2 separate regions of the Homo sapiens genome follow, and region 1 is linked to region 2. A link is an interaction called in ENCODE POLR2A ChIA-PET data of the cell type or tissue named here. Cell type or tissue: Caco-2. All regions are shown on one strand. Links, peaks and the distances in the headings refer to the core of each region. The heading gives the core; the rest is flanking DNA. Region 1 overlaps LOC124905123 (a long non-coding RNA gene). Region 2 has its middle 52 kb from the start of MCHR1.

Region 1 (8,330 bases), core at 34-8,033, 69 kb after region 2:
ATTGCCCAGGCTGGAGTGCAGAGGCACGATCTCAGCTCACTGTAACCTCTGCCTCCTGTGTTCATGCAATTCTCCTGCCTCTGCCTTCCAAGTAGCTAGGATTACTAGTGTGCACCAACACACCCGGTTAATTTTTGTATTTTTAGTAGAGACAGGGTTTCACCATGTTGGTCAGGCTGGTCTTGAACTCCTAGCCTCAAGTGATCTACCCACCTCCACCTCCCAAAGTGCTGGGATTACAGGCATGAGCCACTGTGCCTGGTCAACAACTAGGTATTTTGTTATCCTCTGTCAATCCAGATAAGGAAACTGAGACAAAATTAATATAGAGAGTGATTTGGGCCACGGTTGAGGATTATAGCTTGGAAAACACTGAGAAGTGCTCAAAGAGAGGCTTGAGTTTTTAAAGAGGATTAATCAGGAGAGGGGGCGATTACAAAAGTTGAGTTTCAAGGATGCTCACTGGGTTAAAGAAATAACACTGATTAGTGACTAGCTGTACACTGTTGAGTTATAGCAAGTGAATTACAGTGTCCATTGTGTGGTGTTTTATGGCTACTTGGCATCAGTCAGTCTAGAGCCCACACAGCAAGTGGCTTCCAGAGCTGATTACTTAGCTGGAGGGGGAGTGAGACGTGACTGCTGTCACATTTCCATGCCTTTCTGGGCCTGATAATTTAAAGAGGGCTCACAGCCCGGAAAACACTGGGAAGTGCTCCAGAGAACCAAGGAGAGGCTCAAGTTTTTAAAGAAAACAGGATGAAAAGTTGCTTTTCTTTTTTTTTTTTTGGAAACAGGGTCTCACTCTGTTGCCCAGGCTGGAATGCAGTGGCATGATCTCACCTCACTGCAACTTCTGCTTCCCGGGTTCAAGTAATTCTCCTGCCCCAGCCTCCCATGTAAGCTGGGACTACAAGTACCTACCACCATGCCCGGCTAATTGTGTGGTTTTTATTTATTTATTTATTTGGCTCTGTTGCCCAGACTGGAGTGCAGTGGCACAATCTCGGCTCACTGCAACCTCCGCCTTCTGGGTTCAGTGATTCTCCTGCCTCAGCCTCCCAAGTAGCTGAGATTACAGGCACGCACCACCACTCCTGGCTAATTTTTGTATTTTTAGTAGAGACAGGGTTTCACCATGTTGGCCAGGCTGGTCTTGAACTCCTGACCTCAGGTGATCCACCCGCCTCAGCCTCCCAAAGTGTTGGGATTACAGGCATGAGCTACTGTGCCCGGCCAACACCCGGCTAACTGTTTGTATTTTTAGTAGAGATGGGGTTTCACCATATTGGTAGACTGGTCTTGAACTCCTGACCTCAAATGATCCACACGTCTCAGCCTCCCAAAGTGCTGGGATTACAGGTGTGAGCCACCATGCCTGGCTGAAAAGTTGCTTTTCTTTCTCATCTCATTTAATAGATGAAGTGAAGTGCCACAGGTTGGGTTTTCTGGGAGCAGATGCTGGGGTGGAGAGAGGAGTACCAAATGTGTCTGTGGGGTGAGCGCTGGCCAAGGAAGAAGGGAAGCACATCGGGAAGGGGTCCAGAGATTGTGATGCTGACCTGACAAGGGCTCTGCCAGCCCAGTGGGAAGCCCCAGAGCAAGGCAGTCCAACATTAGGCAGAAGTGGCCAGGCCCTGGCACCACAGCCCTGCCTAGTCGGTGGCTGGGAACCAACCCAAGAAGCGTGTGATCCCAGCTCAGAAGCTGAAACAAGGCTTCTCCAAAATCCAAAAATAGAATTACCATATTATTCAGCAATCCCACTTCTGAGTCTATATCCAAAGAAAATGAAATCAGTATCTCAAGAAGATATCTGTATCCCATGTTTATTGCAGCATTACTCACAATAGCCAAGTTATGGAGTTAACATAAGTGTCTGTATTAGTCAGGGTTTCTCCAGAGGGACAGAGGCAATAAGATATATATGAAAGGGGATTTATTAGAGGGAACTGGGTCACGCAATTACAGAGGCAAAGTCCTACAAGGGGCTGTCTGCAAGCTGGAGAACCAGAGAAGCCAGTACTGAGGCTCAGTCCAAATTTAACAGACTCAGAACCAGCCAAGCAAACAGTGCAGCCTCCAGTCTGAGACCAAAGGCCTCAGAGCCCCCACGAGGCTGCTGGTGCAAGTTCCAGATTCCAAGAGCTGAAGAACCTGGAGTCTTGTTTTCCAAGGGCAGGAGGAGATAGAGGCAGCCAGCTCCAGGAGGGAGAGCATGAGCTGAGTATCCCCACTCTTCTGCCTGCTTTGTCCTAGTGGTGGAATGGGGTCGGGGGTGGGCAGCAGATGGGATGGTGCCCACCCACACTGAGGGCGGGTCTTCCTCTCTCAGTCCACTGAAGCATACATCAATCTCCTCTGGGCTGGACGCCATGGCTCACGCCTGTAATCCAGCACTTTGGGAGGCCGCGGGGGGTGGATCACCTGAGGTCAGGAGGTTGAGACCAGCCTGACCAACATGGTGAAACCCCATCTTTACTAAAAATACAAAAACTAGCCAGGCGCTGGGCGCGGTGGCTCACGCCTGTAATCCCAGCACTTTGGGAGGCCAAGGCGGGTGGATCAGGTCAGGAGATAGAGACCATGCTGGCTAACATGGTGAAACCCCGTCTCTACTAAAAATACAAAAAAATTAGCCGGGCGTGGTGGCGGGCGCCTGTAGTTCCAGCTACTCGGGAGGCTGAGGCAGGAGAATGGCGTGAACCCGGGAGACAGAGCTTGCAGTGAGCTGAGATCGTGCCACTGCACACCAGCCTGGGCGACAGAGTGAGACTCTGTCTCAAAAAAAAAAAAAAAAAAACTAGCCAGGCATGGTAGCAGGCACCTGTAATCCCAGCTACTTGGGAGGCTGAGACATGAGAATCACTTGAATCCAGGAGGCAAAGGTTGCAGTGAGCCAAGATCATGCCATTGCACTCCAACCTGGAGACACAGGGAGACTCTGTCTCAAAAAAAAAAAAAAAAAAAAAAAAAAAAACTCCTCTGAAAACACCCTCACAGGCGCATCCAGCAACAATGTTTCACCAGCCAACTAGGCATCCCTCAATCCAGTCAAGTTGACACCTAATACTACCCATGGCAAGTCCACTCCTTGTCAGCTTGGCATCCATAAACATCTCCTTAAACCATACTTAATCTCCTCAAGTAAAGACAGTGACAAGGTCATAATTCTGCCTAAATGAAACAATTACCCTGTGCACAACTGAAAACACACTAATCCGGTCTCCCAGAAGAGGAGGTAAAGTTCTTGAGTGATATTTACTGTGATTATTCCGTAACTTGAATAGTATGATGTAAAATTCACAATTCTTAGGCTGGGCTTGGTGGCTCATGCCTGTAATCCCAGCACTTTGGGAGGCTGAGGCGGGAAGCTCACTGGAGCCCAGGAGTTCAAGACCAGCCTGAGCAATATAGTAAGACCCCCGTCTCTACAAACGAATAATTAAAAAATTAGCCAGGCATGGTGGTATGTGCCTGTAGTCCCAGCTACTTAAGAGGCTAAGGCAGGAGAATCCCTTGAGCCCAGGAGTTCAGGGCTGCAACGAGTCATGATCGTGCCACTGCACTGCAGGCTGGGCAGCAGAGTGAGGCTTGGTCTCAAAAACAAAAGCAAACCAAAAAACCATCCATATATTTCAACATTTTTTTTTTTTTGATATGCAGTCTCACTCTGTCACACAAGCTGGAATGCAGTGGCGCAATCTTGGCTCACTGCAGCCTCTGCCTTCCCTGTTCAAGTGATTCTCCTGTCTCGGCCTCCGGAGTAGCTGGATTACAGGCGCCTGCCACCACGCCTGGCTAATTTTTGTATTTTTAGTAGAGACGGGCTTTCACCATATTGGCCAGGCTGGTCTCCTGGCCTCAGGTGATCCTCCTGCCTCAGTCTCCCAATGTGCTGGGATTAGAGGTGTGAGCCACCGCAGCCAGCCAACTTTTTTTTTTTTTTTTTTTTTTTTTAGATAGAGTTTTGCTCTTTTGCCCAGGCTGGAGTGCAGTGGCGTGATCTCGGTTCATTGCAACCTCCGCCTCCTGGGTTCAAGTGATTCTCCTGTCTCAGCCTCCCAAGTAGCTGGGACTACAGGTGCGCACCACCACACCCAGCTAATTTTAGTATTTTTAATAGAGACGGGGTTTTACCATGTTGGCCAGCATGGTCTTGATCTCTTGACCTTGTGATCCCCCTGCCTCAGCCTCCCAAAGTGCTGAGATTATAGGCGTGAGCCACCGCGCCCAGCCTAATTTTTGTATTCTTAGTAGAGATGGGGTTTCACCATGTTTGCCAGGCTAGTCTTGAACTCCTGACCTCAGGTGATCCCCCCGCCTCAGCCTCCCAAAATGCTGGGATTACAGGTATGAGCCACTGCGCCCGGCCTCATTTCAACTTTTTGATCATTGAAAAAAAATCTTAAATTAATAAATAAATTAATAATTAATGAATCCTGCAAAGTATTGCCACCTACCCAGTGCTGCAACTGCAACTTCAAAAGGCCATTCCACCATTCTATTAAGCCAGCTGCTTCAGGATGGTGGGGGACATGGTAGCACCAGCGAATTCCATGAGCATGAGCCCACTACCTTACTTATTTGACTGTCAAGTGGGTTCCTTGGTCAGAAGCAATGCTGTGTAGAATACCATAATGGTGGATAAGACATCCCACAAGCCCACACATGCTAGTTTTGCCAGAAGCATTGCGTGCAGGGCAGGTAAGTCCTTATTCAGAGTAAGTGTGTGTTCCAATAAGGACAAAACCCTACCCCTTCTATGATGGAAGTCGTCCAGCGTAATCAACCTGCCACCACGTAGCTGGCTGACCACACTGGGGAATGGCGTCCTAGTGGGGGCTCCCTGTAGGTCTTGGCTGCTGGCAGATTGGGCACTGAGTGGTGGCCATAGCCAGGTTGACCTTGGTGAGTGGAGCCCATGTTGCTGAGCCCATGCTTAACCTCCATCCCTGTCACCATGGTCACTTTGTTCATGAGCCCACTGGAGAATGACAGGGGTAGCTAGGGAAAGGGGCTGACTGGTATCCACAGAATGGTTCATCCTATGCACTTGATTATTAAAATTCTCCTCTGCTGAGGGCACCCTTTAGTGAGCATTCACATGGGACACAAATATCTTCACATCTTCGGCCCACTCCGAGCAGTCTATCCACATACATCTTTCCCAAATTTCTTTGCCACCAATTTTCCAATCATGTTTCTTCCAAGTCCCTCACCACCCGCCAATCCATGGACTACAGCCCATGAATCAGTATATAATTGCACATCTGGCTGTTTCTCCTTCCAAGCAAAGTGCCAGCCCAGCAGGAAGCTTCAGAGGAAAGCAGTCCAACATTAGGCAGAAATGGCTGGGCCCTGTACCACAGCTCTGCCTAGTCAGTGACTGGGAACCACCCCAAGAAGAGTGCAATCCCAGTTTAAAAGCTGAGGCAAGGTTCCTCCAAAAACTAAATACAGAATTACCATACTAGGCCGGGCGTGGTGGCTCACGTCTATAATCCCAGGACTTTGGGAGGCTGAGGCGGGAGGGTCACCTGAGGTCAGGAGTTTGAGACCAGCCTGGCCAACATGGTGAAACGCTGTCTCTACTAAAAATACAAAAATTAGCCAGGTGTGGTGGTGGGCACCTGTAATCCCAGCTACTGAGGAGGCTGAGGCAGGATAATTGCTTGAACCTGGAAGGCAGAGGTTGCAGTGAGCCGAGATCAGGCCACTGCACTCCATCCTGGGCAACAGAGCGAGACTCCCTCTCAAAAAAGAGGAAACAAAAATCAAAGGTCTGGTATTAATCTTTTCATTGTGTATAGTTCCCTGGTAGATGGTCTCAGATACTCCTGGGGAAGGCTAGAGGCAGATTCCCAGCCCGTACTTGTGGAATTGCAGGGTCCTTTCTTGCAGGTATCCAGCTTTTACTTCTTCCAGGACTTCTGGAACAAGGGCTGACTCAGGTTTGGAAATTGGGTGAGAGACTGTGCTCTCAATCACGGTGGCTAAAGTCAGATCTCTGTTGACCAAGCCTGAAGTTTTTCACGTACACACATCAAGTAGCAACTTAGTGGATGTGCTGTTTATATATTTTGGTTCCACAGACTCCATGGTCAATTAGCCAAATCAATCTCTGCAGATCAGACCATCTGGGTAACTCCACTGGCCCTGCCTATTACAATAACCACATTCACTCTCCTCCAGAAATTAAGTAAGTGCTGCAACTTGCTTTCTATCACTGCAGGCTCTACACATCCCCAGTGAAATGAGGAAGCCCACTTCAGCTGCTGCCGTCCCCGCTGGCAGCTCTCACCAGGGACTGTTCAGAGGCACCGGTATTTCCCTTCCCAGTGAATTTCTCAAAGTCTTGGTTTTCTGGGGGATCAACTTATGAGCAACCAAAAAAAATACAATGTTTACTACAAACTCTGTTAAGGGGTTATTTATTTTGAAAGCAACTGGGAGCCACTAAAATGTTTTTTGTGTTTTTTTAGATGGGGTCTTGCTCTGTTGCCCAGGATGGAGTGCAGTGGCACGATCTCGGCTCACTCCAACGTCTGCCTCCCAGGTTCAAGCCATTCTCCTGCCTCAGTCCCACCCCAGCTCCCTGTCCCTAGTGGCTGGGACTACAGACGTACGCCGTTTCATTCTGAAATGTGTCTCCCGGTCTCGGAGGTGGGGCCTGCTGGGAGGTGATCGGATCATGGCGGCAGATCCCTTATGAATGGTTTAGCACTATCCCCTTGGTGATGAGTGACTTCTCACTCAGTTACTTCACATGAGAGCTGCTTGTTTAAAAGTCTGGGACCTTGGCCAGGTGCGGTGGCTCACACTTGTAATCCTAGCATTTTGGGAAGACGAGGTGGGCGGATTGCCTAAGCTCAGGAGTTCGAGATCACCCTGGGCAACATGGTGAAACCCCATCTCTATTAAAATACAAAAAATTAGGCTGGGCGCAGTGGCTCACACCTGTAATCCCAGCACATTGGGAGGCCGAGACGGGTGGAACACAAGGTCAGGAGATCGAGACCATCTTGGCTAACATGGTGAAACCCTGTCTCTACTAAAAAGCACAAAAAATTAGCCGGGCATGGTGGCAGGCGCCTGTAGTCCCAGCTACTCAGGAAGCTGAGGCAGGAGAATCACTTGAACCTGGGAGGTAGAGCTTGCAGTGAGCCAAGATCACGCTACTGCACTCCAGCCTGGGTGACCGTGCAAGACTCCATCTCATAAATAAATAAATAAATAAATACAAAAAATCAGCTGGGTGTGATGGCACACACCTATAGTCCCAGCTACTCGGGAGGCTAAGGCAGGAGAATCACTTGAACCCAAGAGGCGGAGGTTGCAGTGAGTCAAGATCGCGCCACTGCACTCCAGCCTGAGCGACAGAGTGTGACTCTGTCTCCAAAAAAAAAAAAAAAAAAAAAAGTCTGGGACCTCCTCCCTCTCTCTTGCTCCCACTCTTGCCATGTGACGTGCCTGCTCCCCCTTTACCTTCTGCCATGATTGCAAGCTTTCTGAGGCCTCAGCAGAAACCAAGCAGATATCAGCAACATACTTCCTCTACAGCCTGCAGAACCATGAGCCAATTAAACCTCTTTTCTTTATAAATTACCCAGTCTCAGTTATTCCTTAACAGCAACACAAAAACAGCCTAACACATAAACCAAAAGCAACGCTGAAACTCCTGGGCAACTGAAGCGATTAATAATATCATCACGGCCTTGAAAAATTCTGGGGTGGTGATTTTATCAATTTCCCCTTCATTCTTCAGTTTGGCCAGTGAAGATGGCAGATGGGTCTCTGAGAGAATGACAGTGAATTACCATAAACTTAATTATGTGACAACGCCAACTGCAGCTGCTGTTTCAGATATGTTCTCATTGCGGGAGAAAATAAACACAGTCTCCCACACCTGGTATGCAGTTACTGAGCTGACAAATGCTATTTCTCTATTTCAAGAAGAAGAGGTCAGACACCCTGCTTTCATGCATCAGAGTCATCAATACACCTTTACCATCTTGCCTCGGGACTCCATTAACTCTTCTGCCAGTTCTCCAAACCTCAGACTTTAGCACATCCTCATTACACAAAACACAATGCTATTCCACTCTACTGACAACATTATGCTCCTAGGGCCTGGGAAGCAGAAAAGTGTAGGTATCCTAAATGTGACAGAAATGTCATGAAAACACAAAGGCCCAATTTCTCAGTAAAGGTTTTGGGGTCCAGTGTTCTGAACACGTCCCGATTTATCCTACAAAGTAAAGAACAGGCGGGGTGTGGTGGCTCACGCCTGTAATTCCAAATCTTTGGGAGGCCGAGTTGAGAGGATC
Region 2 (8,330 bases), core at 112-8,111:
CAGTGGTGCGATCTCGGCTCACTGCAATCTCCGCCTTCCGGGTTCAAGCGATTCTCCTGCCTCAGCCTCCTGAGTAGCTGGGACTACAGGTGCGTGCTACCACGCCCGGCTATTTTTTTGCATTTTTAGTAGAGACGGGGTTTCACCATCTTGGCCACGATGGTCTTGAATGTGATCTGCCTGCCTTGGCCTCCCAAAGTGCTGGGATTACAGGCGTGAGCCACTGAGCCCGGCCGAGTTATTTTTTTAAATCATCACTGGTTCAAGTAGCAAGCTCCCTGGGTGTGGCCTCAGGAGACCTGGGGTCAAGTCCTATTTAGTTGTTTCCTTCGTTCTTTACTTGACTGTCTGGTGGCTTTTGGCAATTGTGTCACATCTTTGAAGCTTGTTTTCTCTTCTTTTTTTTTTTCTGTTGCTTTTTTAATCTGTTTGTTTTTTGAGACAGGGTCTTGCTCTGTCACCTGGGCTGGAGTGCAGTGGTGCAATCACAGCTCACTGCACCTTGAACTCTTGGGCTCAAGTGATCCTCCCATCTCAGCCTCCTGAGTAGCTAGGACTACATGTATGTGCCACCACACCCGGCTAACTTTTTTCTGTAGAGATAGGGTCTCACTTTATTGCCCAAGTTGGTCTTGAACTCATGGGCTCAAGTGATCCTCCTGCCTCAGCCTCCCAAAGTGCTGCAATTACAGGCATGAGCCCCCACATCTGGCCTAGTTTTCTCTCCTATACAGTGGGTGTTTTACGTAACAATCTTGGAAGGATGTTAGAGGATTCAATTAAATTTAAAGAAATTAAAAATAAATAGCCAGGCGCGGTGGCTCATGCTTGTAATTCCAGCACCTTGGGAGGCCAAGACGAGCGGATCACAAGGTCAGGAGTTTGAGACCAGCCTGGCCAGTGTGGTAAAACCCTGTCTCTACTAAAAATACAAAAATTAGCTGGGTGTGGTGGCACACGCCTGTAGTCCCAGCTACTCGGGAGGCTGAGACAGAAGAATTGCTTGAACCCAGGAGGTGGAGGTTGCAGTGAGCCAAGATCTCGCCACTACACTCCAGCCTGGGCAACAGAGTGAGACTCCATCTGTCTCTCTCTCTCTGTATATATATATATATGTTTTTAAATAAATAAATTCAATAATATGCAAGAAAGTGCAAGAGAAATGAGAATATATTATGGTATAGTAATGGTATTCTTATCGTTTGATCGTGTAACAAAAATCTGTTGCTCTGAGTCCTGATCTGTAAGGGGTTTTGTTTTGTAATCCTCCAGCATATCTCCAAGCTCATTCTGGAAGCACGCCAGGTCCAACAGCTGACATCGTATCACAATGAACAGATAATTGCTTTGTGTTTTCGTTTTTTTTTTTTTTTTTTTTGAGATGGAGCCTCACTGTGTTGCCCAGGCTGGAGTGCACTGGCACGATCTCGGCTCACTGCAAGCTCCGCCTCCCGGGTTTATTCTCCCACCTCAGCCTCCCTAGTAGCTGGGATTACAGGTGTGCGCCACCATGCCTGGTCAAGTTTTGTATTTTTAGTAGAGACAGGGTTTCACCATGTTGGTCAGGCTGGTCTTGAACTCCTGACCTCGTGATCTGCCTGCCTCGGTGTCCCAAAGTGCTGGGATTACAGGTGTGAGCCACGGCGCCTGGCCAGGCTTTGTGTTTTCTATTGGCTGTCATCACAGTCCAGCCTGTTTATTTCCATCTGAGGGAAGCAGATTCATTCTCTTATTGTATCCCGTTCTGTCACGTTCACACTACTGAGTGTCACTTTATTAACTGTAAATTCCAAGGGAAAACATCTCTGTTTCAGCAGAGATCTACATTTCACATGACTAAGTGGCCTTTCTAGGGAGGCCACTCTGTGGTATGTTGCGTTCCCTAAGAGACAGGCTTGTAGCTATAGAAACTGTAACCTTGTGTAGCCAATGGTGTGGCAGGGGTAGCGCTGACTTTGTTGATTTCTTTCTTCTTCACTGTGGTTCAAAATACCTGGGGACATTGCTGAAATAACTGAAAGATGGTTCCCCTTCCCCTACTGCCCCAACTGTGTCTTTTGCCCTTCTGTATCATTAGATGTAAAACTCAGGAGATTTTTTATTTTTATTTTTGAGACAGGGTCTCATTCTGTCACCCAGGCTGGAGTGCAGTGGTGCAGTCTCGGCTCACTGCAACCTCCGCCTCCCAGGTTGAAGCGATTCTCCTGCCTCAGCCTCCTGTGTAGCTGGGATTACAAGCACATGCCATCACGCCTGGCTAATTTTTGTATTTTTAGTAGAGATGGGGTTTCGCCGTGTTGGCCAGGCTGATCTTGAACTCCTGATCTCAAGTGATCCTCCCACCTCGGCCTCCCAAAGTGCTGAGATTACAGGCATGAGCCACCACGCCCAGCAGGACCTGGTATCTTCTAAATCAGAGTAGGATTTTGTTTCACAGGTCCTCGAGATTAGGAAAAGAAATAAGTAAAATAAAATAAAGAGGCCAGACAGGGTGGCTCACAACTATAATCCTAGCACTTTGGGAGGCTGAGGCGGGTGGATCACCTGAGGTGAGCAGTTCAAGACCAGCCTGGCCAACATAGCGAAACCCCATCTCTACAAAAAATACAAAAATTAGCCGGACGTGGTGCTGAGCGCCTGTAGTCCTGGCTGCTCCGGAGGCTGAGGCGGTAGGATCGCTTGAGTCCAGGAAATTGAGGCTGCCGTGAGTGGAGATCATGCCACTGCACTCCAGTCTGAGTGACAAAAAGACCCTGTCTCAAAAAAAAAAAAAGAAAAGAAAAGAAATGAAAAAGAGAGAGAGAGTAAAGGGTGAGAGTGCAAGAGTGGATTAAAAAAAGTAATAATAAAGAAAAAAAAGTTTGACTTTGCTGGAATTGTTACAAGAATGTTGTCTCAGGAAGACAAAACAGAAGGTAAAAGCAAGCAAGGGTGAATGATACTGGCAGGCTGCAGACAGACCGTGTGTCCAGAAGGAACTATTTGCACTTTAGAGAAAGGACACCAAAGAAAGAAAAGAGCAGTAATTCCCCAGGGCTGTGTAAGGGAGGGGAGCTGCCAAATCTGGTGGAGGAGAGTATTACAGTCACTAGGGCGGTGCGTCCTGCCCCGAGGCAGGAACAGGCAGTTTCTTGTTTATTCAGCACACACAGATTGAGTGCTTACTGTGAACCAGGTGCTCCGGCTCAGGTGCTAGGAGGTGAAAGGTAAGTAGGCTCTGCCCTCGCCTCTCACGTTTTGGGGAGGCTGAGGCACAACCTCGGAGGAGTCTGTGATTCCAAGTTCACAAAGCCCGCAGGGTAACTCAATATTGCAAAAGGCTGCTGCAGGCCTGAGACCACAACTGCCACAGCCCTCTCCTCATCTTTTTGACTTGTAAGTAATTGTGACTCCTGCAATCCAGGCTAACAAAGTAAGAGAGATAGTTGTTTGGTCCAAATACTCTTAATTGATCCTATGAAATCCATTTTGCTGTGCAAAGGAAGTTGGGCAATATTCTAGTCTAGGCTCGGCCCACAGAGAATTTATACAAGAATCCTATAAACCAGGCCAGGTGTGGTGGCTCACACCTTGAATCCCAGCCCTTCTGGAGGCCAAGGCGAGAGGATCTCTTGAGACCAGGTGTTCAAGACTAGCCTGGGCAACATAATGAGACTGCATCTCCACAAAACGTTTTTTTTTTTTTTTGAGACAGTCTCACTCTGTTGCCCAGGCTGGAGTGCAGTGGCACGATCTCAGCTTACTGCAACCTCTGCCTCAGCCTCCTGAGTAGCTGGGATTACAGGCGCCCGCCACTACGCCCAGCTAATTTTTTGTATTTTTAGTAGAGACGGGGTTTCACCATGCTGGCCAGGCTGGTCTTAAACTCCTGACCTCGTGATTCTCCCGCCTCAGCCTCCCAAAGTGCTGGGATTAAAGGTGTGAGCCACCGCGCCTGGCCCACAAAACATTTTAAAAGTCCAGGCACGGTGGTATTCGCCTATAGTCCCAGCTACTCAAGAGGCTGAAGTAGGAGAATCACTTGAGCCCAGGAGGTCGAGGCTGCAGTGAGCCATAATCATACCACCGCACTCCAGCCTGAGTGACAGAGCAAGACCCTGTCTCTAAAAAAAAAACCAAAAAGAATTTTATAAGACAAAATATCACAGTAATGTTTTCAGCCTCTTCCCGACAGCGACCCTATTCCATCATTCTGGAGACCCACCTTACAACACCCCCTCCCCACCCTCCTTCATGCAAAGGAAACTGCTGACATCCTGCTTGACAGAGCAGTTTGTGGTTTTGTTTGTGTGTATTTGATTAGTGTTAGTCAGGTGACTCAGTCCCTAAGAACCCGACCTAGTTTTACGTGCACCAGAAAAGGTGTGCTCGAGGCCAGATGTGGTGGCTCACGCCTGTAATCTCAGCACTTTGGGAGGCCGAGGTAGGCGGATCACCTGAGGTCAGGAGTTCGAGACCAGCCTGGCCAAGACAGAGAAATCCCATCTCTACCAAAAATACAAAATTAGCCAGTCATGGTGGCACATGCCTGTAATCCCAGCTACTCGGGAGGCTGAGGCAGGAGAATTGCTTGAACTCGGGAGGCAGGGGTTGCGGTAAGCTGAGATCACACATTCCAGCCTGGGCAACAAGAGCAAGGCTCCGTCTCAAAAAAAAAAAAAAAAAAAAAGCCAGGTGCAGTGGCTCATGCCTGTAATCCCAGCAGGTTTGGGAGGCCGAGGCAGGTGGATCACGAGGTCAGGAGATCGAGACCATCCTGGCTAACGCGGTGAAACCCCGTCTCTACTAAAAATACAAAAAAAAAAAAAAAAAGCTGGGCATGGTAGTGGGCGCCTGTAGTCTCAGCTATTCGGGAGGCTGAGGCAGGAGAATGGCGTGAACCGGGGAGGCGGCGCTTGCAGTGAGCCGAGATCACACCACCACACTCCAGCCTGGGCGACAGAGCGAGGCTCCATCTCAAGAAAAAAAAAAAAAAAGAAAGAAAAGAAAAGGTGTGCTTGTCCATTCACTCATGTATTTGACACATTGATTGAACACCTATGCAAGGGCCAGGCCCTATGCAGGGCTCAGAATACAGGGAGGAAGACACAGTCCCTGCCCCCAAGGGACTGGCAACAGAAGGAATCCCTATGGTAAGTAAAGGGACAAACTGAAAAACCATTAAAGCAAAGCTCCTCCTATAACAATAGATTCTGCAATTTTATAAAAAATCACAACTTCTTGTTGCAGGCAAACTCCACCCCACCAACCCCAGGACTGGATCCTGCCCCAGTGGTAGCAGAGTTCTTGACTTGCCTCTGACAGAGAAAATGACGAGGGGGTGAGGATCCAGTGGTCCTGAAGATAATTAATTTTCTCATTGATACAATGGAGAAAACAGAAATTAATATATTAAATATCACTTTTCAGCCAGGTGCTGTGGTTCATGCCTGTAATCCCAGCACTTTGGGAGGCCGAAGCGGGAGGATCGCTTGAACCCAAGAGTTCAAGACTAGCTTGGGCAACATAGTGAGACCCCCATCTCTACAAAAAAAATACAAAAATTAGCCAGGCCTGGTGGTGTTCCTATAGTCCCAGCTATTCGGGAGGCTGAGGTGGGAAGATTACTTGAGCCCTGGAAATCATGGCTGCAATAAGCCAAGATCGTGTCACTGCACTCCAGCCTGAGCAACAAAGAGAGATCCTATCAAAAATAAAGAAAGAAAGAATATCACTTTTCAGCCAAGTTTTCAGAAGATGTTGAGAGTCTTACAGTTGTTAGAATGAAAGCAGTAGTAGCCATTAAACTGCGTGTAAGGACAGATTGTATTAAACTGTGTATAAGGAGAGATTGTATTTATTTTATTTATTTTATTATTATTTTTGAGACGGAGTCTTGCTCTGTTGCCCAGGCTGTAGTGCAGTGGGGTGATCTCGGCTCACTGCAAGCTCTGCCTCCTGGGTTCATGCCATTCTCCTGCCTCAGCCTCCCGAGTAGCTGGGACTAGAGGTGCCCGCCACCACACCCAGCTAATTTTTTTGTATTTGTTAGTAGAGACGGGGTTTCACCATGTAGCCAGGATGGTCTTGATCTCCTGACCTTGTGATCCACCTGCCTCGGCCTCCCAAAGTGCTGGGATTACAGATGTGAGCCACCATGGCTGGCCCTATTTTATTTTTTTAAATAAAATAGAGTTGAGGTCTCACTGTTAGCCAAGCTGGTCTCAAACTCTTAGGCTCAAGCGATCCCTTGGCCTCCAAAAGTGCTGGGATTATAGGTGTGAGCCACCATGCCTCCCAAGGTTGTCCTTTTAGATCTAGTTAAGGATCTTGAGATCACCCTGGATTATACAGGTGGGCCCTATATCCAATGACAAATATTTTTATAAGAGACACATGGAGGAGAGGCGCACAGAGCAGAAGCCCATGTAAAGATGGAGATGGAGATGAGAGTGATGCAGCCACAAGCCAAGGGACACCTGGCGCCACCAGAAGCTGGGAGAGGCAGGGAAGGCTCCTCCCCTAAGGCATATCCCTGCTGACACCTGGATTGCAGACTTCCAGCCTCCAGAACTGTGTGAGAGAAAATATCTGCTCTTTTAAACCACTGAAGTGGGGCTGGGCACGGTGGGTCCCACCTGTAATCCCAGCACTTTTGGGAGGCCGAGGCCGAGGCGGGTATGTTGGGTAAAAGCTGAGTGTTGGGAAAAAAGCTGAGGCAGGGCTTGCATGTCTGACATAATGTAAAAGAGTCTTGGAACATGTCTGGGGTCCAGGGTCTAAAACCCCTCGTGGCCTTTGGAACACCAAGCTCTGTGCTAAAGGGTGGAAGGCTGCCCCGCCACACCACAATCTAAACCCAGGGCATAAAAGCTCTCGTGGCTTGGATGGAATCCAGGGCTCAGGGCATAAAAACCCTCGTGACCTCTGGAATGTGTCTAGACTTGCAGGCTCCTTGCTTCTATCACTCCCATTATCTCAAGTAGCAGAACATGTTCCATATGCTTCAAACAAAATGCTAAACCGTCACGGCCATAGATCATGCGCTTGATGCACTGCTTCCTTTCAACCCCCACATCCTCACCACCTGCTTCTTTGATCACCAATAAACAGCTCGGGCTCCCAGCGCTCAGGGCCTTCGCAGCCTCCATACTAGCGTTGGCCTGCGGTCCCACTTTCACTCTTAACTTGTCTTGTCTCATTCCTTTGACTCCCCCGGACTTCGTTGCCCCCACAGCCTGGTGTTGGGTCTGATCACCCCAACAGGGTGGATCACCTGAAGCCAGTCGTTCGAGACCATCCTGGCTAACATGGTGAAACCCCATCTCTACTAAAAATACAAAAATTAGCTGAGTGTGGTGGCAGGCAGCTGTGATCCCAGCTACTCGACTGGCTGAGGCAGGAGAATCGCTTGAACCTGGGAGGAGGAGGTTGCAGTGAGCCGAGATCACACCACTGCACTCCAGCCTGGGCTACAAGAGCGAAACCCTGTTTCAGAAAAAAAACAACAAAAAATCCCACCAAAGTTATGATTATTTGGAAGGCAGCTATGCTCGCTACTGTACCACCAACGCCGCTGGGTTATGGTTGTTACCGAAGTGCTAGGAAGCTACTACATGAATCGACATGCATATGGAAATATCTACAGCCTTTTCTTTAACATGTTTAACTTTTCCCCCATGCCTTTGCCATTACCTTTTTTTCAGAAGGACAGAGGCAGGCTGCACACGGTGGCTCATGTCTGTAATCCTAGCAATTTGGGAGGCCGAGGTGGACAGATCACTTGACCCCAGGAGTTCGAGACCAGACCGGGCAACATAGCAAAACCCCATCTCAAAAAAAAAAAAAAAAATTAGCCAGGCATTGTGGCCCTCCTGTAGTCCCAGCTACTTGGGAGGCCAAAGTGGGAGGATCACCTGAGCCTGGGAGTTCGAGCCTGCAGTGAGCCGTGATCACCTGGGTGACAGAGTGAGACCCTGATTCAAAAAAAAAAAAAAAAAAAAAAAAGGCAGAGGCAGTCCAGGCTTCAGCCAGCCTGTCTCATTTAAATGCCAATTTGGTCATTTCCTAGTTGTGTGACCTTAAGCAAACTACTTAATCTCTCTGAGTCCCCATTTCTTCATCTGTAGAATTTTTGCATTGGTATTAAATGAGACCGTCATGTAAGTGTTTAGAATTGTGTCTGGCATATCATTAGCAATACACATAAGTGGTAGTTTATGCATTCTCTCCTGTTCCTCAGTGATTTCCTGTCCTCATCAGAATGCTACTTCTTCATGGTAATGAGCCAGTTTTGTTCCTGCCTAGATTTTTAAAAAACTCATTATCACTTGTGATTCATTTACCTCATT

Evidence for each region. ChIA-PET counts read pairs that join two places held together with the same protein. Peaks named below come from ENCODE experiments on the same cell type or tissue, not always from the same donor. Only the 100,000 strongest peaks of a DNase experiment are listed, where the experiment ranks them.
Region 1: POLR2A ChIA-PET joins it to region 2 with 5 read pairs; 10 of 35 experiments call an interaction of 5 or more read pairs at or near these places.

Annotation. Positions count from the first base shown.
Region 1 is chr22:40,658,871-40,667,200 of GRCh38, reverse strand. It overlaps LOC124905123 (a long non-coding RNA gene), which reads left to right. Exons shown (of 3, transcript XR_007068110.1): 3 at 6,236-7,608. Among named protein-coding and RNA genes, the nearest start is that of MCHR1, 16 kb to the left of the region's middle. RefSeq lists an enhancer at 1,867-2,382. In Caco-2, for the core only: no CTCF peak of the experiment used is centred there; no DNase peak of the experiment used is centred there.
Region 2 is chr22:40,727,663-40,735,992 of GRCh38, reverse strand. No RefSeq gene overlaps it. Among named protein-coding and RNA genes, the nearest start is that of MCHR1, 52 kb to the right of the region's middle. RefSeq lists a silencer at 4,520-4,678 and enhancers at 6,997-7,046, 7,117-7,196, 6,524-7,247, 7,248-7,972. In Caco-2, for the core only: no CTCF peak of the experiment used is centred there; DNase peaks (open chromatin) are centred at 3,112 and 6,972.